Linked DNA regions of Homo sapiens: all the other regions are linked to region 3. The links are chromatin loops, found by intact Hi-C in ENCODE. Cell type or tissue: CD14-positive monocyte. All regions are shown on one strand.

Region 1 (8,000 bases), 130 kb after region 3:
GCCTGACCAACATGGAGAAACCCCATCTCTACTAAAAATACAAAATGAGCTGGGTGTGGTGGCGCATGCTTGTAGTCCTAGCTACTCGGGAGGCTGAGGCAGCAGAATCGCTTGAACCTGGGAGGTGGAAGTTACAGTGAGCCGAGATCGCGCCATCGTACTCCAGCCTGGGCAACAAGAGCGAAACTCCGTCTCAAAAAAGAAGCCCAAGCCAGAGTACCTATAAGCTGCACATTTTACAACCCCAAATTTCAGTGTGGAAAACAACAGTATTATCTTGGCAAGTACAAGGTGTCTCCTCTTTACAAGGCCCGGTATTTGGCCTTATTGAGATTCAAGTAAAAAAACAAAGCACCACCTCTACTCTCAGGGCATTCATAATCTCATGGGAGACAGACATGTATAAAACCAGAGACAAGATCCATGCACCAAAATACTACTTCAGAGAATGGAGGTTCAGCTGAACACAGAGGAGAAACCATGAAGCCTAAGGATGCAAGCACTTTTCAAAAGCGCAGTGAAATTTTAGCGAAGCCATGGGCAGTTTACCCACTGGGAATTCTGGGCAGAGAATGTTCCCAGCTGGGAGAAAGGCACAAGAGGCAAGGATGAACAACAAACGGTCTGTAACAAGTACACAAATATGGGATCTAAAGCTAATAAAAACCCAAGCTGGTATTGTGTAAGAGTCTCAGAAGTGAGGCCAGGAATTGGGATGTTATTCTAGAGGCAATGGGAAGACTAGAAGTTTGTGATCAGGAATGTGAGCAGATCTTTGCTTTGTGTACAGCATTCTGGTGTTGCAATAGTTGGGTGGATAAGAGGGGAGAAGACGTGATATAAGAAAGAGGAGTTGAGAAGCCACCAAAGGAGCCCAGGTGACAGATGTAGAAGGGACAAATGATAGCGGAGACCACGGAGAATGGAGAGCAAGAAACTGGATCATCAAACATCTGGGCATTGGATTGATATCATGGCAAATTAATGGGTTTGTAGGATGAGGGAGAGATGTTCATTTCCAAGTTGACACCCAAGTTCTACTCATGATAGGGAAGAAAACATTATGTATCGGTAAGGAAGGTAATGAGTGTGAGATTTTTAGCAGTGGGTGATAGCAGAAGTAATCATGAAGACACAGGAAGTGGGCAACAGGAGGCTAAAGGCAGAGAGAGAGATTTCATTACTTGAGAAGAAGGTATGATCAAGAAGACAGAGAATGTGGCTGGCAGTGAAAACTAGAAATGTCAACATTCAGCTAAAATTAGCTCAGAGTCCTTTGAGCTCCTATTGAAGTACTGTAAATGATCAGGCTCTGTACCCAAAAGATGAACTTAAAGCTCCTTAGATTCATTCTGTTTGAATAACTCAAGCTTAATTATAACAGCTATTCATATTTATTCATTCAATTATTTTTAAAAGAAAAGATTCTCACCTGCCACGGGAGTTGCGCCTGGCAGTAGCGGGCTGGCAAGCTGGGCACTGCCACTCACCATCTGGTACTTCATAGAGGGCCGGCCTCAGACAAAACAGGTGGAAGGCTTTATTACACTCATCACACAAGATCAATTTGTCATCCTCACCTGCAGAGAGATAAATGTGAATAGCATTGTTGGGAGCACAGCAGCAGTCAATGAGCTGTAAGGAAGAGGCAATCACCCTACAATTCAAGGCACACGAGGAGACATGTTCCATAGAATGCTACCCAGTTGTTGCTTTGTAAATGCAGGCATTTTCTAAAAAGAAATGAAGCATAACTTAGATTACAGATAATTTGGGAATCAGGTCTCCTAATTTATATCCCAAAACTTACCCATGGCTATGACAGAACAGTTAACAATTACTAAGAGGCACAAAAAACCCAAGTGAGAGTAGGAAATTTTGCTGCTTTTTCGACCTCCCCAAACGTTTCTCAACTTATGCCTGATGAGTGTTCTCTCTCTCTCTTTTTTTTTTTTGGAGACAGAGTCTTGCTCTGTCACCCAGGCTGGAGTGCAGTGGCGCGATCTCGGCTCACTGCAACCTCCGCCTCCCGGGTTCAAGTGATTCTCCTGCTTCAGCCTCCCAAAGTGCTGGGATTACAGGCGTGAGCCACCGCGCCCGGCCCCTGATGGGTTCCCTTAAACCATGTGGTTTCTTACATTTGAAAAAGTGTTGTGCTGAGTCAACTTAATATGGTAATCTCTCCTTCCAACCTTCATTCTAGAGCGATTGAACGCTTTACAGCAACTGAATGATTTTACGTAGATCTTTTCATCTCTAACCTAACTCAGAAAATAACTCTAGCCACTGAAAAGCCAATCAGCAAGGGGCTTCTAACCATGAAGTTCCTTTTGCACATATGAGACTGCATGCCACCCTCTGTACCCGGACTGCCTCCTGCTGAAAGCACATATCTTACTTCACAGATGACTAAAGTTCTGAGCCAATCAAAGGATTTAAAACTAAACTAACTAAAATAGTTACAAGGATTAACTAATTTTGTTTTCTGTAAAAAATCAGAAGATTGAAGAGATCAATTGCTTTTATGTTATGCTCTAAACCGAGGAACAAAGGGCCTGCTCTGATTCCCTGGCACGACATTTCAAAGACTGGCATGTTACAGACCTGCAGGAGAGTAAAATCTATACCACACTTATATTCTGTGTACACAAAATTCTTTTGGGTAGAAATGAAGATCTTGGGAATAGAAATCCTACTCCCTAATATACCCACATAAGCAAATTTGATTTAAATATACCTTTCTTTCGACAAACTTTGCACCTAGCATTTTCTGCGGACATATCCCACTTGATACAGGCATCAAGCATCCCAAGCAGCACGTGCATCCTGGAGAAAGTCTGAGCTTCCCGGATTGCTGTCTTCCATTTCTCCAGTGCAGATGCAACCTAAACAGAGACCAAACCAGGCCAGCATTACTACACTGACCAAAGACACTGAGAGAGAACTAGGAACAGGGGACAGTATGAGAGAATTCTGAGGACACTTGCCTCCTAGAACTTCACTAATCTAAACCATTTATTCTTATAAAAGGCTCCAAAGGGGGAAAAAAACTTGCCAAAGGTCACACAGAGATGCAGTGGAGTGGGTGGATGACTGGGGACAAGCATCTTCTAGGGAAATCCACCTAACAACTCAGTATAATTTAAAAATAGGATCACCTGTATGCTGTAAATGCTATAATGCAACAATTTTAGACAGCTAATAAAACTCCGATTTAAAAGATAATCAATAACCTACCACAACACCACCAATCCAATACCACAGCTGGATTTCAATGCCCTGCCCGAAGCAAAGAAGTCCTTGTGAAGTAATGAATCTCCTAAAGGAAAACAGCCAGTTATCCTGGAAGGTCATGGGCTTTAAAATACAGGTGCCAAGGAACAAAGATAGTTGATTCTGTTCCGAAGTGGGGTACTAAACAGACTGGGGAGAGGGATGAGGGGAACAGGGCTGCTTTTTCTCTTTCCTATAGAAACAGAGAATCACAGGGAGCCTTGTGTGTATAAATTTATGAATAACAAGGATAAGTAATATAAACACACATACAAAAATCTACATTTAAGAAGCTGCTAAAGTTCAACTGGAAACTGACTGACTCTGTTGTAGATATTTCAACATCTGCTTTGAAAAACAGCAATCTCCTTCCTTACTTTTGCAGAGCTCCTCAGTAAACTGAGGTCCACAATCACAGCTGCCTTGCTGTCTTCTCCCCTGATAAAAAGAGAGCTGACAGACACTACTGCAGATTCTCTTCTTGAGAGGATAACCCAAATCTTTTCAATGGAATATCAATGTAAGAATTTCAGGTTCGGTTCTTTAAAAGTGCTTGAGAACTGGCAGGGAATGACTACCAATGGGCTTTGCTGTCCTCTAGTGGACATTCACATGTAGTGCACACAGTATGGAAGAAAACAGTCATGGGCAGTCCTGCTTTTTACTATTTCCTATGAATTATAAAATCTGAGCATCCAATAGCTCATCTGACCTCATTAAAACTTTTTTTAAATTTGAAGGTGTTTTGGGAATAGGCTTATTTAACCTCGTTTTTTTAAAAAACAGATTTTAAATAGTATCATACAATAATAGGTAGCCCTTGTAACTGGCTTCTTTCACTGAGCATGTTTCTAGGTTCATTCGCAAAGCATGTAACAGTACTTTCATCAGTTTTACTGCTGAACAATATCTCATTGAATAGACATTGCACATGCTGTTTATCCATTCATCAGCTGACAGTTACCTGGGCTGCTTCCGTATTTTGGTTATTCAGAATCACCCCATCTTACGATGGGTCAAACCTATGACTTCACAATGGTGCAAAAGTGATACACGTTCGGCCGGGCGTGGTGGCTCACACCTATAATCCCAGCACTTTGGGAGGCCGAGGCGGGCGGATCACAAAGTCAGGAGTTCGAGACCAGCCTGGCCAATATGGTGAAACCTGGTCTCTACTAAAAATACAAAAATTAGGCGGGTGTGGTGATGTGTGCCTGTAGTCCCAGCTACTCGGGAGACTGAGGCAGGAGAATTGCTTGAACCCGGGAGGCGGAGGCTGCAGTGAGCCGAGATTGCACCACTGCACTCCAGCCTGGGTGACAGAGCAAGACTTCATCTCGAGAAAAAAAAAAAAAAAAAAGTGATACACATTCAGCAGGCTCCTCGACTTATGATAGGGTTAAACCCAGATAAAACCATCATAAATTATAAATACTGTAAGTCAAACAATGGGTTTATTGGGACATAGCCCCATCCTAAATTCAGGAGCATCTGTAATCAGGATGTCCGGACAAACGCCACCAAAGTAAACAATCAAACAAAACCCAGGATTTTGCCAAACAATATATCAGTCTTTTCTATTTAATTCAATAAAACAAAATAAGCATTAAAAACCGAAATCAACCACTATTACAAAAAGAGATTTGAGAGACAATCCATTTTTATAAATAAGGAAGCTGAATCCTAGATTAGAGACTGATAAAAGCTCATGCAACAGCCTAGTGCCAGTTGAAAAAACTTTGGCCCTTGCTAAGTGGAAACCTTCAAAGCAAAGAGCAGTGGAAAATTTCAAAGCTGTGGCTGAGTTGACCTCTGGTGGGGAACCACGAGGCATAATGCCATTTTAATGCAGAACACTGCTGAACTACTTAGTAGGCAACCTAGTTGATTTTCCAAGAAACTCTTCCATGCTTTCCATTTATGTACTGTGTCTGGACCTGCAAACTTCTCACATTTTCCTCCCCAACTAAGCTAAGAACAAGTCTCATCTGACAAACTAAAATGAGTTTACTTCACTGTGGAACACAGTACTTCAGAAGTTAATGAGAACCCTACAGTGATGGGTGAGTTCTCAATGAGAAGGAAGCACTGTTGCAGGAAAAGAAATGGAAAGGACAGACGTGACTCTTGGACAGATCACATCAAGAAAGAGACTCTTCTGTATTGAACTTGAGTTAAAAACAAAACCTATGTAGTAGTAAGACTAAAACTTAAGCCTAATGAGAAGAGATTTAGCTAAGGAGACTAGTTAACTGTTTAATATCTTAGACATCTAAAAGGTTACCTAGGTGCTATACACAGTCATTTAAAAGGAACACAGGGCCAGATGCGGTGGCTCCTGCCTGTAATCCTAGCACTCTGGGAGGCCAAGGCAGGTGGATCACTTGAGCCCAGGAGTTCAAGACCAGCAACATGGTGAAACCTTGCCTCTACAGAAAAATACAGAAAAAGCCGGGTATGGTGGCACATGCCTGTGGTCCCAGTTACTTGGGAGGCTGAAGTAGAAGGACACCTGAGCCCAAGAGTTTGAGGCTGTAGTGAGCCAAGATCACACCACTGCACCCACCAGCCTGAGTGACAGAGTGAGACCCTGTTATTCATTCATTCATTCACAAATAAAATAAAATAAGCATAGGCTGGGCATGGTGGCTCACGCCTATAATCCCAGCACTTTTGGAGGCCAAGATGGGAGGAGCACTGGAGCCCAGGAGTTCAAGATCAGCCTGGGCAATGTAGGGAAACCCCTTCTCTATAAATAAATAAATAAATAAATAAATAAATAAAAATTTAAAAATTAGCCAGGAATGGTAGCAGGCACCTGTAGTTCCAGCTACTCGGGAAAGTGAGGTGGGAGATCACAAGCCTGGAGTCTGAGGCTGCAGAGAGCCTGGGCAACACAGTGAGACCCCATCCCAAAAAGTAAAGACATTTTTAAAAATAAAAGAAACACAGGAAGGTGAAAACTAAATCCCAGCAAGATAATGACACACCACATAGTAAGTGTCTCAGCTTAAGTCATGAATTAAATCTTTATCTAAACTGAATTTTCTTTCTCCACCCTGCTTACCTCTTATCCAAAATTATCTCCCCCATATCACATATCATCCTCGGCCTCAGGAAGAAATGTAGGGGGAACATGACAACTATGTATAAACATTTGATAAGCTTTGGAAAGGACAGCAGACTCACTCTATGTAAATGGGGAGGACAAACAAGAACCAGCTGTCAGTGACAAAGAGCCCAATTTCAGTTCAATCTGAACAGGCCTATGCTGCCCCTCCCATGACCTGATCCACTCCTACACATTCTTCAAAACCCATCCTCTCTTCCCTCTGGTAAGTTTTCTCTAGTGTGCCCTGGGTATCCCTCACAGTGAGCCTGAGTACTGCTGTTTCTCATCATTACTGGTCACACCACAGTAAGCGTCCCCTGCCGGTCTCTCACACTCAAATTGAGTTCCCCGAAGGCAAGAACTTAAGGCTTTTTTTTTTTGAGACGGAGTCTCGCTCTGTTGCCAGGCTGGAGTGCACTGGTGCGATCTCGGCTCACTGCAACCTCTACCTCCCGGGCTCAAGTGATTCTCATGCCTCAGCCTCCTGAGTAGCTGGGACTACAGGCTCGCGCCACCACACCACCACACTCGGGGTGTGTGTGTGTGTGTGTGCATTTTTTCTTTTTTTTTTTAGAAGAGACCGGTTTTCACCATGTTGGCCAGGCTGGTCTCGAACTCCTGACCTCAAGATCCGCTAGCCTCAGCCTCCCAAAGTGCTGGGATTACAGGCGTGAGCCACCGCACCTGGTCCTGAACTTAAGGCTTTTTTACTCATCTCTATAAAACCTCCAAACTTACTAGCGACTGGCACAAGCAGGGCTTTACCAGATCTTTGTGAAAAAAAAGGAAAGAAGGCAGGGAGAGGCAAATCTAAAATTAGGGACAATATTCTGCACTAAATAATGGTTAGGACCTCTCCCATAATGTAATGTTCTCAAATTCTTTTCTTCACAAGTAATCTTAAGCAGAAATCTAATACGCAAAACAGACAAAAATGGAGCTGCTAGTTATTCTATTAAGTTTCATATTTATTAATAAGTAATACAAAATTAAAAGACCAAATGTGGCTGGGCGAGGTGGCTCATGCCTGTAATCTCAGCACTTTGGGAGGCCAGGGTGGGTGGATCACTTCAGCCCAGGAGTTCAAGACCAGCCGGCCAACACAGCAAGGCCCCGTCTCTATAAAAAATTTAAAAATTAGCTGGGCATGGTGACACTCGCCTATAATCCCAGGTACTCAGGGCAGGCTAAGGTGGGAGGATTGCCTGAGCCCAGGAGTTTGAGGCTGCAGCGAGCCATGACTGCACCACTGCACTCCAGCATGGACAGTAGAGACCCGTTTCTAAAGAAACGCAATAAAATCAGAAAAGAGCAAATATGACATCAGGTAGATCTGTGTGGACTAACGGGACGGAGGGGACAGATGTTTAGAATATACTGGTAAGTGAGAAACTGAAGACTGTTGTGCACAGTATAAGTTTCCACTTTTAATAAATCCAACAAATCTTTGTATATACATAAAAAGGACACCAAACTATTAAAAAAGTGACATCCTTGGGCAGTGAAACTAGGGTGGGAGTTATATATTTTACTTACCTCTCATTTTATTTACTTACAATAATAAAGCATGCTACATTTAAAAATAAAAAGTGAGGAAACTGGGTATCTAATATGA
Region 2 (8,000 bases), 97 kb after region 3:
GATGTGGGAAGGACTGCAGGGCTCTCGTGGGCCAAACCTCCCACTTTTATAGGAGGAAGCATTCTTTACCCAGGTGCAGGGAAGAAGGAAGGGAATTCCAAACAAGACAGAAACTCCAGTCAGTGTGTCCGCCCACTTGGGGGAAGCAAACCTCTGTGCAGAGGGAATGAGGCTCCACCAGGCAGCCAGGGCTGCCTACCCAGCAGGCACAGGGGACACCATGCCCAGAGCCCACCACGTGCTCAGGGGCCCCCAAAGGCTGGCTTGCTCTTTCTTCTTCCTTCCTTCCTTCCTTTCTTTCCTTCCTTCCTTCCTCCCTCCCTGTCTCTCTCTCTCTTTCTTCCTTCCTTCTTTTCTTCTCTTTCTTTCCCTTCCTTCCTTCCTTCCTCCTTCCCTCCCTCCTCCTCCTCCTCCTCCTCTTCCTTCTTCCTCTTCCTCTCTCTCTCTCTCTTTCTTTCAGACAGAGTCTCGCTCTGCTGCCCAGGCTGAAGTGCAATGGTGCGGCCTCAGCTCACTGCAACCTCCACCTCCCAAGTTCAAGCAATTCTCCTGCCTCAGCCTCTGAATAGCTGGGATTACAGGTGCCCACCACCACGCCCGGCTAATTTTTATATTTTTTAGTAGAGACAGGGTTTCACCATGTTGGCCAGGCTGGTCTCGAACTCCTGACCTCAGGTGATCCACCTACCTGGGCCTCCCAAAGTGCTGGGATTACAGGTATGAGCTATCATGCCTGGCCCCATTTCTTTTAAAATCAGAAGGAAAAAATATATATAACTTTTAGGCCAAAAATGTCTTCATGTATATTAATAGATTCATCTTTTCCCAATGTAACCATAAATATCATTTTTTAAAATTATTATTATTTTAGAAACAGGGTCTCACTCTGACGCCCAGGCTGAAGTGCAGTGGTACGATCTTAGCTCACTGCAGCCTCCAATTCCTGGGCTCAAGCGATCCTCCCACATCAGCTTCTTGAATGTGACCTCAGGCAGAAGTCACCGTGCCTGGCTAATTTTTAATTTAATTTTTTTTTTTTTGGTAAAGATGGGTTCTCATTATGTTGCCCAGGCCGGTCTTGAACTCCTGGCCTCAAGTGATCCTCCTGCCTTGGCCTCCTAAGGTGCTGGTATTATAGGATTGAGCCACCAAGCCCGGCCCGAATATAATTTTTAATTTTTTTTTTGAGACGGAGTTTCACTCTTGTTGCCTAGGCTGGAGTGCAGTGGCACGATCTCGGCTGACCGCAACCTCCACCTCCCGGGTTCAAGAGATTCTCCTGCCTCAGCCTCCTGAGTAGCTGGGATTACAGGCATGCACCACCACACCCAAATAATTTTCTATTTTTAGTAGAGACAGGGTTTCTCCACATTGGTCAGGCTGGTCTTGAACTCCCGACCTCAGGTGATCCTCCCACTTTGGCCTCATAAAGTGCTGGGATTACAGGCATGTGCCACCGCACGTGGCCTAATTTTCTAATTTTTTTTTTTTTAACGGAAGAAGGACCCCAGGAAGTCAAAAGTGCCTACAACCCATGAAAGTCTAAATGAGGACAATGGAGGCTGGGCGTGGTGGCTCACTCCTGTAATCCCAGCACTTTGGGAGGCCAAGGTGGGCGGATCACCTGAGGTCAGGAGTTCGAGACCAGCCTGGCCAACATAGTGAAACCCTGTCTCTACTAAAAAACACAAAAATTAGTCGGGTGTGGTGGCGGGCACCTATGATCACAGCTACTCAGGAGGCTGAGGCAGGAGAATCGCTTGAACCTAGGAGGCAGAGGCTGCAGTGGGCTGAGATCGCACCACTGCACTCCAGCCTGGGGGACAGAGTGAGACCCCGTCTCAAACAAACAAAACAAAACAAAATGAGGATGATGGGGCTTCCAATGGCAACTCGAGACATTAGTTTACTCCAGAGTCATGGAGACAGTGAATGGAGTGTGTGTGTGTGTGTGTGTGCGTGTGTGTGTGTGTGTGTGTTTGTGTGCGTGTGTGTGAGTGAGAGAGACAGAGAGGAAGAAGGGAGGGAGGGACGGTTACAGGAGTGTGGGAAAGTCAACAGGAAAAGGAGGGAAGGTTCGCTGTGAACTGACAGTAACTGTGACCTCACAGGCATGTGCGGAGTCCCCGCCCCACCAGGCACTGTGCCAAGGCCAGTACCTTCATGTCATGAGACCCTCTCAGCAACTCTATAACCTTGTCCCCACCAGAATATTCCTTTCACAGCTGAGAAAACAACAGCACAAAGAGGATGAATTAAAAATTGTCTAACATGCTGGGCGCAGTGGCTCACGCCTGTAATCCCAGCACTTTAGGAAGCTGAGGCAGGTGGATTATCTGAAGTCAGAAGTTTGAGACCAGCCTGGCTAACATGGTTGAAACCCTGTCTCTACTAAAACTACAGAAATTAGCCAGGCGTAGTGGCAGTCACCTGTAATCCCAGCTACTCGGGAGGCTGAGGCACGAGAGTCGCTTGAATCCAGGAGGTGGAGGTTGCAGTGAACCGAGATCACACCACTGCACTCCAGCCTGGGTGACAGAGTGAGATCCTGTCTCAAAAAAAAAAAAAAAAAATTATCTGACGTGACACAATCGTGGGGCATGATTTGAATCTGGGCATCTGACTCTACAAGCTGACTCAGCCCTTCTGTGACATTGCTTCCCAGGGCCTGAACCCCAAAGTAGCACCTGAGGTTTTTCCTTGCATGGGTGCCCAAGGAAATGGTGATAGAACTGACTGAAAAGGGGCCGGGTATTATAGCTCATGCCTGTAATCCCAGCATGTTGGGAGACCGAGGCAGGAGGATCACATGAAGCCAGAAGTTCAAGACCAGCCTAGGCAACATCTCAAGACACTATCTCTAGAAAAAATTAAAAATTAGCCAGGCATGGTGGTGGGCGCTTATAGTAGCAGCTACTCAGGATGCTGAGGCTGGAGAATCACTTGAACCCGGGAGGCAGAGTCTGCAGTGAACTGAGATTGTGCCACTGCACTCCAGCCAAAAAAAAAAAAAGAATTGACTGAAAAGGGGCTGGGTGTGGCAGCTCATGCATATAATCCTGGCACTCTGGGAGGCCGAGGCAGGAGGATACATTGAGGCCAGGAGTTCGAGACCAGCCTAGGCAACGTCTCAAGACACCATCTCTACAAAAAATAAAAAATTATCCAGGGCCGGGCACGGTGGTTCATGCCTGTAATACCAGCACTTTGGGAGACCAAGGCGGGCAGATCTCTTGAGGTCAGCATTTCGAGACCAGCCTGGCCAACATGATGAAACCCCATCTCTACTAAAAAATACAAAAATTAGCCAGGCCTCGTGGCACACGCCTGTAGTCCCAGCTACTCCGAAGGCTGAGGTGCGAGAATCACTTGAACCCGGGAGGTGGAGGTTGCAGTGAGAAGAGATGGCACCACTGCACTCCAGCCTGGGCGACAGAGCAAGACTCCATCTCAAAAAAAAAAAAAAAACAACAAAAACACTTAGCCAGGCGTGGTGGTGGGCTCGGGCTCTGTAGTCTCAGCTACTTGGGAGGCTGAGGTGGGAGGATCATTTGAACCTGGGAGATCGAGACTGCAGTGAGCCATGATTGCACCACCGCACTCCAGCCTGGGCAACAGAGTGAGACCCTGTCTGAAAAAAGAAAAAAAAGCACCTGTTTCTGCGGGGATGTCAGGGGCCTCCTTGCAGGCCTGGCCCCACCCCCAGGCCCACACCCAGGCCCTGGTTCCACAGATCATGGCACATGGCAGGCAGGAGAAGGGACAAAGAGGAATAGAGGGAGGAGGAGGCCCGGAGCTCCAGGATAATACAGTGGGGGGACAACAGAACCCCAAATGGCCATGAAGTTAGCAGATCGAGGACCCAGGTGAGTGTCTCCTCCTTGGGGTGTCCAACTCTCATTTCTAGAGGACTTCATTCAACAGATACGTACTTAGCACAGTGCTGAGGGCACGGCAATGAATTGGACCCAGCCTGGGGGACAACGGGGTGGGAGATGACAAGGCAGGTTAGGTGGGTATGCCCTGGAGGGGGTGATGACCAAGTCAAGTCCTAGGACTGAGTTAGCTCGAACTAGGTTAGGTACAGCTCGGGCATACCAGGTGCAGGGGCCTCTTGAGGAGTGAACGGCAGACTTTGGGTCCTGCCCGCAGTCAGTGGGACTGGAGTACAGTTAAAGACTGGGTGTGGGATGTGCCGTGGGGAACCCCCGGGAGGCTGGATCTGCCATGTGCTGGTGTAAGGAGGACCAAGGGCTGCTGCTTACAAGTCAAGCAGGGGTCCCCGGGTGACCTGGAGATAGGGTGCAACTCTTCTTCTTCTTTTTTTTTTTTGAGACGGAGTCTTGCTCTGTCGCCCAGGCTGGAGTGCAGTGGTGCAATCTCCGCTCACTGCATCCTCCACCTCCCCAGTTCAAGCAATTATCCTGTCTCAGCCTCCCAAGTAGCTGGGACTACAGGTGTGCACCAACAGACTTGGCTAATTTTTGTATTTTTAGTGGAGACAGGGTTCCCCCATGATGGCCAAGCTGGTCTCTAACTCCTAACCTCAAGCGATCCACCCACCTCAGTCTCCCAAAGTGCTGAGATTACAGACTTGAGCCACCGCACCTGGCCAGTTGCAGATTTTTTTTTTTTTTTTTTTTTTTGAGATGGAGTCTTGCTCTGTCACTCAGTCTGGAGTGCACTGGCGTGATCTTGGCTAACTGCAACCTCTGTCTCCCAGGTTCAAGCGATTCTCCTGCCTCAGCCTCCTGAGTAGCTGGGATTACAGGCGCACGCCACCATACCCAGCTAATTTTTGTATTTTTAGTAGAGATGGGGGTTTCACTAGGCTGATCTCCTACTCCTGACCTCGTGATCCATGCGCCTCGGCCTCTCAGAGTGCTGGGATTACAGGTGTGAGCCACCACGCCTGGCCCAGGTGCAGCTCTTTTAAAGTTCCTGCTGGGCTGGGCACAGGGGCTCACATCTGTAATCCCAGCACTTTGGGAGGCCAAGGCAGGAGGATTGCTTGAGCCCAGGAGTTTGAGACCAGCTTGGGCCACATGGCAAAACCCCATTTCTACAAAAAATATTTAATACAAAAATTAGCTGGATGTGGTAGCTTGAGCCTGTGGTCCCAGCTACTTGGGAGGCTGAGGTGGGAGGATGGTTTGTGAGTCCAGGAGACAGAGGTTGCTGTGAGCCAAGATCGCGCCTCTGAACTCCAGCCTGGGCGACAGAGTGAGACCCTGTCTCAAAATAAAGCTCCTGCTGTGACCAGGTGGGGCCACTAAGCACTCATAGGAGGCTGGGAAAAACTTAGTGTAGGGCTGGGGGCAGGGAGTGGCACCCCCCACCCTAAAGACGTCCTGCCAGAGCAAGGGTAGTGGAGACAGGTACCCTTGTCCCCGCCCCGGCACACATCACTGGGGCAAGGTGAGGGGCTGGGCCAAGTGCTACCTGCCCCTTGGACCAGGGACTGACTGCTACCTGGGGGGACTGAAGGGAGACAGTAGGGAGGAAGAGGCTGTGCCAGTGGGGGGCGGGGAGGCCCACTCCTATCCTGCACACATGCCCCAGGCTGAGAGAGGACGTGGTCTGCGGAGGCTGAAGGTCACAGCCCCACCTGCCCCGCCGTGCTGGGCTTTGCCCCTCATACCTGGAGAGGCGGGTGGGCCGGGAGCCAGGGTCCTGCGTTGGCTGCAGTGGCCCGCCTGCGGCTGGGCCAGCCAAGCAGGGTCAAGAAAGTCCCCAGAACACCTTGGGGACCATCTCTCCCAGAGCCTCCCCCAGGCAGGGGCCGGGCACAGTGCAGCTTGCTGGCCTCAGGGGCTGGCCCAGGAGTCAGGTGACATTCCCTGGGGACCCCCCTGGGACCAGCACAGCCTCCGAGAAGGTGGGCTCCCGGCCCGGCCCGGGGCTGGGGCAGGGCTCTGCGCCTGCGCCGTCTGAGGCCCAGGCTGCAGGGAGCTGGGACCCCGGGTCCTTCCAGGTTCCCTGGCCCCTCTGTGGGCCGGACAGGCCGGCGGGAAGGAGGGTGGGGGTGGGGGACGCTGGGGCCTCTTTCCTGGTCGCCCGGCGGCAGCTGAGGTTATTTTTTCCCCCTCGCCGCTGCAGAATTTCCCTCCGAGTTGGATAAATAAGCAGCAGAGTCCAACGTCAACGAAACAGGAGCTCGCTGGGCCGCACAAAAGCGGCTTTCAGCAGCGGCGGCGCCTCCGGGCCTGTCCCGTGGCCGGGGCTCCCCGAGCAGCGCAGAGAGCGGGACTGCCCTTGGCCGACGCTGCGATCACGGCCTCAGAGGCCTCCAGGGCTCCGGCGCTTGTCCACTTCTCTTTTTCATTTTTATTTTTAATTTAAATTTTTTTTTAAGAGATGAGGTCTCGCTCTGTCTCCCAGGCTGGAGTGCAGTGGTACAATCACAGCTCACTGCAGCCTCTACCTCCCGGTTCAAGCGATCCTCCCGCCTCAGCCTCCCGAGTAGCTGGGACTACAGCTGTGAGCCACTGGGCTTGTGTCCTCTTCTGTCCTCTCTTCTGGTCCCCACCTGCTCCCTGCAGAACCCATGCTTGCCATTTGCCCCCACAGCACTCTGTGCAGCCCCTATTAAGGACTCCCTCCCTTAAAACCTGTGGCTCCGCCAGGCGTGGTGGCTCATGCCTGAAATCCCAGCACTTTGGGAGACAGAGGCCGGCGGATCACGAGGTCAGGAGTTCGAGACCAGCCTGACCAACATGGTGAAACTCCATCTCTACTAAAAATACAAAAATTAGCCGGGCATGGTGGCGCAATCCCAGCTACTCCGGAGTCTGAGGCAGGAGAATCACTTGAACCCAGGAGGCAGAGGTTGCAGTGAGCTAAGATCGTGCCATTGCAGTGAGCCGAGATCGCGCTATTGCACTCCAGCCTGGGCAACAGAGCGAGACTCCGTCTAAAAAACCAAAAACAAAACAAAATAAAACAAACAAGAAAAACCTTCTAAGGCTCCTCATTGCCCGAGGGAAGATCCTGGCTTTCCAGACCCGCAGCATGAAGTGGGCTACTTCCTGTTTCTCGCCAGTGCTTTTGCAGAGGCTGGTCCCTCTGTCAACAACACCCTTCCCTCTCTTCTACCTGGCTCCCACTGGGTTTTGAGATTCAGCTCCTGCATTGTTTTTGCTGACTCCAGCCCCCACAGCTTCTCTCTCTAATCATGGGCATCAGCTGACACCAGAGTGGTCACTGCTCTGTCTGTCACTCCAGCTGATCTTGAGCCACCCTAGGGCAGGAGCTGAATCTTTTTTTGTTTTTGAGAGAGATGGGGTCTTGCTCCATGCCCAGGCTGGAGTGCAGTGGCGCGATCATAGTTCACAGTAGCCTCAACCTCCTGGGCCCAAGCCATCCTACCGCCTCAGCCTCCCGAGTAGCTGGGACTCCAGGCATGTGCCACCATGCCCTGCTAATTTAAAAAATATATATAGAGAGATAGGGTCTCACTATGTTGCCCAGGCTAGTCTCAAACTCCTGGCCTCAAGTGATCCTCCCACCTTGGCCTCCCAAAGCACTGGGATTCAGGCATGAGCCACTATGCCCGGTCCCAAATTTGGCTCATCTTGTGTCCCCCGAACCCAGTCTAGTCTGTGCTGTGTGCTGCAGAGGCACAAAAGGGCCATTGCCTGGCATGGAGTAAGTGCTCACTTAATGTCCCCTATTAAAAAGTGACATAAAATCAGGCAGAGGTTATAGTGAGCCGAGATCGCGCTACTGCACTCCATCCTGGGTGACAGAGCAAGACTCTGTCTCAAAAAAAAAAACAGTGACATAAAATCATAACATTATATTCTATATAACAAATGCAAACTAATCTGTCATGACAAAATGTAGTGCAGTGATTGGCTGCCTGACTATAGATGCAAGGAAGGGAGGGAGGGCACAAGAAAACTTTTGGGGTGATAAATATACTCGCTGTCTTTTTTTTTTTTTTTTTGAGGCAGAGTCTCACTCCGTCGCCCAGACTGGAGTGTAGTGGTGCGACCTTG
Region 3 (8,000 bases):
TCAATGTCACCCCTCTGCATGACATGGAGAGAGTCACTAAACGTTACAGCTACCAGAAGTCACCATGTGATGCTGGCACTTCCTGGATTGAATGCTGCCTGTAGGGGACCCATCAGGTGAACTCTGTGGTCACCAGCAGATCCAGAATTAGTGGGTATTTAATCAGGAGCCATCACAAAAAGGCCGGCGCCAGGTGAGGCTAATTCTAGGGCCAGTGGTGCTCACACGGGCCTGGGTTAAACCTGGTGAATCCCCACACCCATAAACACCTGAATCCATTCCTGGTGGGCTTGGACACAGCACGGATTTGCGACCTCCCCAAGCTGACATAAATGCACTTCTCCTGGACTGCCCGGGCCCCAAACCTGACCTAGCCTTGGGGGTGCCAACCGGGACCCCTGGACCACCATCTACTGCACGATTTGACCAGAGCCCCCGTCGGTTTGTACCCATGCAATATACAGAATTTTTGGCTTGGATCGTGCCCAAGCACCAGAGAGCTGCAAGGGGCTTTCAGGAAGGGAGTTGCGTAAAGAATCAAGCACTTGCTGGCATAAACGGACAGAGTCCTTGCTCTGGAGAACGAGGCATCAGAATATTTCACAGCGGCCCAAGAACGACATTCCAATGTCACTCTCCCCAGGCAGACAGACGGGACTCATTCCTTCCCCGTGAGAGGAACTAAGTTATGCAAATCAATGCACCCATCAATCGAGCATCTCAAAATCTCAATAAACAGGAGGCAACGGGAACACCTAAAAGAGGGCAATAAAGGAGTGCAATTTAGTTGTATTCTGTGTTGCAACAGAGAAGAGCCTCGGGATCATCAAACCCCAAATCTGGCCGGGTACAGTGGCTCACACCTGGAATCCCAACTCTTTGGGAGGCTGACGCGGGTGGATCACGAGGTCAGGAGATCGAGACCATCCTGGCTAACACGGTGAAACCCCGCCTCTACTAAAAATACAAAAAATTAGCCGGGCATGGTGGTGGGCGCCTGTAGTCCCAGCTACTTGGGAGGCTGAGGCAGGAGAATGGCGTGAACCCGGGAGGCGGAGCTTGCAGTGAGCCGAGATCGCACCACTGCGCTCCAGCCTGGGCGACAGAGCGAGACTCTGTCTCAACAACAACAACAACAAAATTAAGCCCAAATCTAAAACAGGGACCCAAGCTGGGCTGCTGGATCCTAACCACAAAGGACAGATAAGCTCCCAGCCTGTTTCCCTCCCTCCTTCCCATTAACTAATAAAACATAAACTCGGCTTCCTCACCTGCAGTCAGCTTCCACCTTCCATACTCCCCTAAACCTGCTCTTGCCAAGATAATCAGTTCTTACTGCTACATCTAACACTTTTCAGTCCTCAGAGACATTTCACACACGTGATCTCCTTCAGTCTCTGTCTCTCTGATTTCCGGGAGGCCACACTCAGCTGGTGTTCCCGCTCTGAGGATTCTTTCTATCCCTTTTTTCAGGGCTCTCTCTCAATCCAGATTTTAAGCCTGGTACCCCTTGGGGTCATCATCAGTGTCTTCCCTTATCACTATGTAGACTCTCCTGGGTTGGTCTTCTCCACCAAAGGGGACTTCAGTGACCACCAGGAGGAAGGACCCTCCACACCTCTCGCCCTGAGCCCCACCGCTGTCCTGGTCTGCACACCCCTCGACCCGACTGCACATATCCAGGCACCTCCGGCTCCACCTGCCCACGCCGGATCCTCCCCTGCGATCATTTCCTCTGTGCAAGGGGGAATCACAGAGCTGGAGTCAACCTTCCCGTCCCTCACCCTCCTTGCCACACACAGTTGTCAGGGTTTTTTTCTGTTTGAAATTTGTCTTTGGTCTGCCCCAGGCCTTTGTCCCAGTTCCCATCGACTTAGGTCCTGGCACCTTCATCTCTCACTGTCCTTTTGCCTCACCCTCAAAGCTCCCCTCTGCCAGAGAGATCTGAGCATTTCATCACTGGCTTAAAACCCTCCAGCCTCCGCCTTGCTCCCTCATCCTGTGAATAAACTCCAAATCCCTTCCCGGGTCACACTGGCCTCTCCATGCCCCAGCCGCAGCTTACCTCGCTGGCCCTATCTCACCCCCACCGATGTTCCCTCCAGCCTTATGCTGGGATTACAGGAGTGGCCACTGTGCCTGGCCAACAAGGCTAATTTTGAAACTTTTGTAGAGGCAGGGTCTCACTATGTTGCCCAGGCTGGTCTCAAACTCCTGGACTCAAGTGATCCACCCACCTCGGCCTCCCAAAGTGCTGTTATTATAGGCATAAGCCACCCAGTCACGTGTTTTATAACAGGTGTTTTATATATATAACAGCCAGCCAGGTATTATTATTACTCGTCTTAAAGAATGATCTGCTAGGTTTGGTGATGGCCTATAAAGGCAGGAATTCACTGATTCAGCATTTTGGACATTTACAATGTGCCAGGCATGGCTCCAGGCACTGAAATACACCAGGGGACAAAATGAAGTCCCCACCCTCATGCACCATAGAGTGCAAACAGGGGAGTGTCCAGACACAAACAAGGGGCCTAGGGCAGTGGTGCATGCCTATAATTCCAGCACTTTGGGAGGCCCAGGCAGGAGGATCATTGGAGGCCAAGGAGTTCAACACCAGCCTGGGCAACATAACAAGACCCCATTTCTACAAAATATGAAAAATGAGCTGGGCATGGTGGTGTGCACCTGTAGCCCCAGCTGCTCGGGAGGCTGAGGTGGGAGGATTGCTTCAGCCTAGGAGTTGGAGGCTGCAGTGAGCCATGATCACACCACTGCACTCCAGCCTGGGCAACAGAGTGAGACGCTGTCTCCAAAAAGAAAGAAAAAAAAGAAAGGAGAGAGGGAGAGGGAGAGGAAGAGGGAAGAGGGAAGAGGGAAGGAGAAGGAAGAAAAGAAAAAGGAACAAACCAGAACTGCAAATAAAAAAACAGGAAGGGGTGAGCACGTGACACCAGGGAGCTCCCATCCTGTTCGTGTGGCTTCAATCCCCGGCACCTGGGTTGAGCTGCAGCTCAAACGCTAAGGAATGAATGCGCCAGGGCACAGCTGCAGGGAAATCGAGGATAGCTGGATCCTTTTGGTGCCAGGTGATGGCACCAGAGAGCACAGGATCTGGTCCCCGCGGGCCTCTCCAGCCGCCCCTGCACCCTCACTCCCCACCTTCATGCGGCTGTAGACGGTGGAGACGGGCGTGACCGGGTGGTGTTGGTGGGAGCCCAGCAGACCGCAGAGGCCACAGATGAGCTCCTGGTCCTTCTCGCAGAAAAGGCTGAGCGGGTTCCGGTGGTGCACGCAGACCTTGGGCTCCGGGTCCCCAGGGAGCCTCAGGGCTTCGATCACCCTGGCCAGGGAGACGTTGGGCAGGGAGCTGCTGCCGTCCACCGCCTGCCGGCACACGGGGCAGCGCAGCTCGGCATCCAGGTGGCAGGACAGGGAAACCAGGCAGCCCTTGCAGTAAGAGTGGCCACACTGCAGCATCAGGGGCTCCTTGAAGACCTCCAGGCAGATGGGACACTGAAGCCGGTCCTCCAGCTCTGGCAGGCTCACCTGCCAAGCCATCCACACTCACTGCCCGGGCTGAAACACAGGCATCCGACCTCAGTCCTGTCCCCTCCCCTCCCCCTGTCCAGCACTCATCCACCACCCTCAACCCTAAGGAGCACCAGAATTTTAGAGGAAACACTTTGAGTCCTGGATCCCAGTCCTAACCCACATGACCTTGGGCCCCAGTTTCCGCAGCTGTAAAACAAAAGACTGCAGTGAAAAAAACTGGTCCCTTGAAGATATGTGTGTGTGTGTGTGTGTGTGTGTGTGTGTGTGTGTGTCTACATTTTTTACTCAAATTTGGAGACAAGCATGAAAGGGGCCATCTGCAGGGTCATTTGCAGTGACACTAATAATGCAAGGTCCAGCCCCAGCATGCATCCGGACCTAGAACTGAACAGCAAAACCTAGGCAAGCTCCCCACCTTCTAGATCAGTTCCCAAACTTTCGGGAAACTGTTGAAAGCATAGGTGTAATAGAGATTCTAGAGGCCCACCTTCAAAGGATCTTCTTCAGGGGGTCTCCAGTGAGACCCAGAACTCTACACTTATAGGTGACACTCCCAGGTAATTCTAGAGAGCCTGGAACCTACAAGGCCTCTACCCTGATCTCCCACCTGCTCCCCTATGAAAGCTTGTCAATGAGACAGAAGCAGCACCAGCAGCCCCCGGGGGAGCCCGACATTGGAATACCTGGCTTCTCACAATCCGCTGGGCCTCCCACTACAGCCTCAAGCCAGCATCACTGGCTTTCCTTCTTCCCAGCAGGGAACAGCAGGCACAGAGTCAGAAGTGGGAAATGCAGCTGGACGCCTGCACCACTGCCTGGTCTCTGCCCCTTCTCTCCTCCCCTTTCCCAGCAACACCCCTGTGTCCCCAAGGTCACCAGAATCAGGTGGAAACTGGGTTACATCACGGGACTGGGGAGGCAGCCTTTGTTGGGCCTGCTCTGATAACATTCAGGTGCTGGCCTTGGCCACTGTGGAGGAGGGGCAGAAACAGAGGGACTGGGTACACCGTCCACACCTCATGACCCCAACAGGAGCAGATAGGTGCTGGGAAACAGTTCTTTCTGAATCTCAAACTCTTGCTCTTACTCTCCTTTTTTTGGGCGGGGGGGCTGGGGGGTGGGGAAAGACAGCTTGTTGCTCTGTTGCCCAGGCTGGAGTGCAGTGGCGTGGTCATAGCTCACTGTAGCCTCCAACTCCTAGGCTCAAGCCATCCTCCTACCTCAGCTGCCTGAGTAGCTGGGACTACAGGTGCATGCCACCATGCCAAGCTAATATTTAAAAAATTTTTTTAGATACCGGGTCTTGCTTTGTTGCCCAGGCTGGTCTTCAACTTCTGGGCTCAAGCAATCCTCCCACCTTGGCCTCCCAAAGTGCTGGGATTACAGGCGTGAGCCTTACTGCACCCAGCCTTCCCTCTCTCTCTCTTTTTTTCTAATACAAACTGGCAGATGATGATTCAATCTCTCTATTTTTTTTCATTTTATTGTTTTATTTATTTTAGTAGAGACAGGGGTCTCGCTTTGTTGCCTGGGCTGGTTTTGAACTCCCGGCCTCAAGCAATCCTCCTACCTCAGCCTCCCAAAGTGCTGGGATTATAGGTGTGAGCCACCAAGCCTGGCCTCTTTTTTTTTTTTTTTTAAGATATTCAAAGGTATCCTTATTTACTTAGATTTTTTAAATCAAGGTATAACATATACAAGTGTGCAAATCTTAACCACACAGCTTGATAAACACTTGATGTATATACACCCACTCTCAAGAACAAGATGTAGAGTGATTCCAGAAAGCTCCCTCCTGCCTCCTCCCAGTCATAACTCCTAACAAGGACAGCCACTGTCCTTATTACCATGTTGTCATGTGGACTGTTTTTGAATTTCACATAAACAGCATCATATAGAATGTACTCTTTTGTGTCTGGTTACTTTCACTCAATAATATTGAATTGTGAGTTTTTTTTTTAATGTGAAGTCTTTCAACGTTTAGAAATTCAATGACACTCTGTTATACAGGTTTTGTTTGTTTTCTGAGACAGAGTTTTGCTCTTGTTACCCAGGCTGGAGTGCAGTGGCGCAATCTGGCTCATTGCAACCTCCGCCTCCCGGGTTCAAGTGATTCTCCTGCCTCAGCCTCCCAAGTAGCTGGGGTTACAGGCGCCTGCCACCATGCCCGGCTAATTCTTTGTAATTTTAGTAGAGATGGGGTTTCATCATGTGGGGCAGGCTGGTCTCAAACTCCTGACCTGGAGCGATCCACCGGCTTTGGCCTCCCAAAGTGCTGGGATTACAGGTGTGAGCCACCGCGCCTGTCCTGTTATACAGTTAATGAATATTATGGTCATAATATACTGCTGTGGTTTGAATGTATCCTCCTAATTTCATGTGTTGGAAACTTAACCCCCAATGGGGCAGTATTGAAAGTTGGCTGTAGCTTACGCCTATAATCCCAGCACTTTGGGAGGCCAAGACTGGAGGATCACTTGAAGCCAGGAGTTCAAGACCAGCCTAGCAACAAAGCTACAAACCATCTTTCCAGCAAATTAAAAACTAAAAAATAAATTAGCTGGGCCTGGTGGTGCAGTTCTGTAATCCCAGCTACTCGGGAGGCTGAGGCAAGAGGATCTCTTGAGCCCAGGGAGTGGCGGCTGCAGTGAGCTGAGATCCATCACTGAACTCCAGCCTGGGCTCAGAACGAGCCTCTGTCAATCAATCAATCAATCAATCAATCAGTGTCTTGTCTGGGCCTAAATTCTCTAGAACACAATGGAAGAGAGAAAGTGAAAGAAGGTGGAAGTAACCCACAGCTGGGAGCCCTGAACCCTGCTGGTGGCAGGTGGCTCTCGTGTCCTCACCAGGTTGCCCTGCAATCACATGCTGCATCCTTTTTCCTGAACCTGCCCCACGTGCCCCACCACGCAGCCACTCCGAGGGCTCCTTCAAGGGCGGCAGCCCTGTCACTCACGTGTTCCAAAAGTGCTTCCCCTGTGCCCTGATGGCCTCGCCATGTGTCTCATCATGCCCCACGCGCTCCCACTGTGCGCCCCACCTCGCACCCGTGCCCCATCATGCTCTGCGTGCTCGTTAGGTGCCCCATCATTTCCCGCTCGCTCTCGTTACGTACCCAGCCTCCGGCCCCTGTAAGTGCCCCATCGTGCTCTCTGTCGCTCCAGTTAGATGCCCCATCCTGCCCCGCGAGCTCCAATTACGTGCCCCACCTAACCCCCCACGTCCGTGCCTCATCATGACCCGCACGCTATGGTTACATGCCCCGCCTCGCGCTACCGCGCGTGCCCCATCATGCTCTGCGCGCTCCCATTACGTGCCGCCACCTCGCGCCCCTGCACGTACCCAACGTGCCCTGCGTGGTCCCGTTACGTGTCCCATCATGTTTCGTGCGCTCCCATTACGGATCATACCTCGCACCTCACCGCGTGGCCTCTGTAGTTCCAGAGCTCGCGAGGGCCAGGGCCGTTGGCGGCGGTTGGAACGAAACGATGAGTGCCTCCTCGTGGCCCCAGAATGGAATGCCGCCGTCGGTAGGGGTCTGCCGGGCATAAAGGGGCCTTCGGAACCCCACCAGAGTCACAGCCAGGGAGGGCAGCGGGGCGCACCAGGCCGAAGGCTCACGCCACAGGGAGGGCAGCTAGGACATGGGGGGAAGCGCGTTAAACCAGGGAGTCCTGGAAGGGGACGACGCCCCCGGCCAGGTGAGGGCCCAGACGTTTCGGGGGCGTAGACGCTGAGGGGTGGCCGGGTGGGTCTGCGGCTCTGAGGCCTGGCTTTCATTCTCCATCAGTCCCTGTACGAGCGGTTAAGTCAGAGGATGCTGGACATCTCGGGGGACCGGGGCGTGCTGAAGGACGTCATCCGAGAAGGAGCTGGAGACCTAGTGGCGCCTGATGCTTCGGTGCTAGGTACGCCCTGGGGCGGTTTGTCCTCAGGATCCATGTCATCGCACTCTGTTGGGAAGAGAGAGGCCTCATTTTCAAAAAGCACTTAATGGGGTTGGAAATGCTTTGTTTGAAGTGGATTTTTGTTTTTTGTTTTTGAAACGGGGTCTTGCTCAGTTGCCCAGGCTGGAGTGCAGTGGTGCGATCATAGCTCACTGCAGCCTCCACCTCCTGGGCTCGTGATTCTCCTGCCTCAGCCTCCCAAATAAGGGATTTACAGGCGCGATCCACCATGCCCGGCTAATTTTTAATATTTTTGTAGATATGGGGGACTCTATGTTGCCCAGGCTGGTCTCAGACTCCTGGACCCAAGTGAGCCTCCCACCTCAGCCTCCCCAGTAGCTGGGATTACAAGCATGAGCCGCTGCTTCCGGCCTGAATTAGTTTTTTTAAGACGAAAGCTAGGGACTCCTATGTCCCCTTTGTGTGATGCTTCCGCAAAGCTCTTGAACCTCTGAGCCAAAGGGCCGGCACCCAAAATGCAGAGAGAAGATTTAT

The links. Peaks named below come from ENCODE experiments on the same cell type or tissue, not always from the same donor. Only the 100,000 strongest peaks of a DNase experiment are listed, where the experiment ranks them.
Region 1: it touches region 3 in a loop (14-fold over the local background); 33 of 110 quality-filtered maps call a loop at or near these places.
Region 2: it touches region 3 in a loop (5-fold over the local background); 13 of 110 quality-filtered maps call a loop at or near these places.

Annotation. Positions count from the first base shown.
Region 1 is chr7:73,448,110-73,456,109 of GRCh38, forward strand. BAZ1B (bromodomain adjacent to zinc finger domain 1B) reads right to left here. Exons shown (of 20, transcript NM_032408.4): 14 at 2,738-2,885; 15 at 1,433-1,580. Among named protein-coding and RNA genes, the nearest start is that of FZD9, 18 kb to the left of the region's middle. In CD14-positive monocyte, CTCF peaks have their summits at 3,857 (motif pointing left) and 4,061; a DNase peak (open chromatin) is centred at 3,872.
Region 2 is chr7:73,418,183-73,426,182 of GRCh38, forward strand. No RefSeq gene overlaps it. Among named protein-coding and RNA genes, the nearest start is that of FZD9, 12 kb to the right of the region's middle. RefSeq lists a silencer at 5,827-5,986. In CD14-positive monocyte, no CTCF peak of the experiment used is centred here; no DNase peak of the experiment used is centred here; H3K4me3 peaks cover 428 bases; H3K27me3 peaks cover 2,241 bases.
Region 3 is chr7:73,321,227-73,329,226 of GRCh38, forward strand. TRIM50 (tripartite motif containing 50) reads right to left here and starts at 6,856. Exons shown (of 7, transcript NM_178125.3): 1 at 6,674-6,856; 2 at 3,163-3,579. The coding sequence starts at 3,561. It overlaps FKBP6 (FKBP prolyl isomerase family member 6 (inactive)), which reads left to right and starts at 6,935. Exons shown (of 9, transcript NM_003602.5): 1 at 6,935-7,259; 2 at 7,349-7,466. The coding sequence starts at 7,203. In CD14-positive monocyte, CTCF peaks have their summits at 3,060 (motif pointing right) and 3,327; a DNase peak (open chromatin) is centred at 2,985; H3K4me3 peaks cover 1,098 bases; H3K27ac peaks cover 1,018 bases.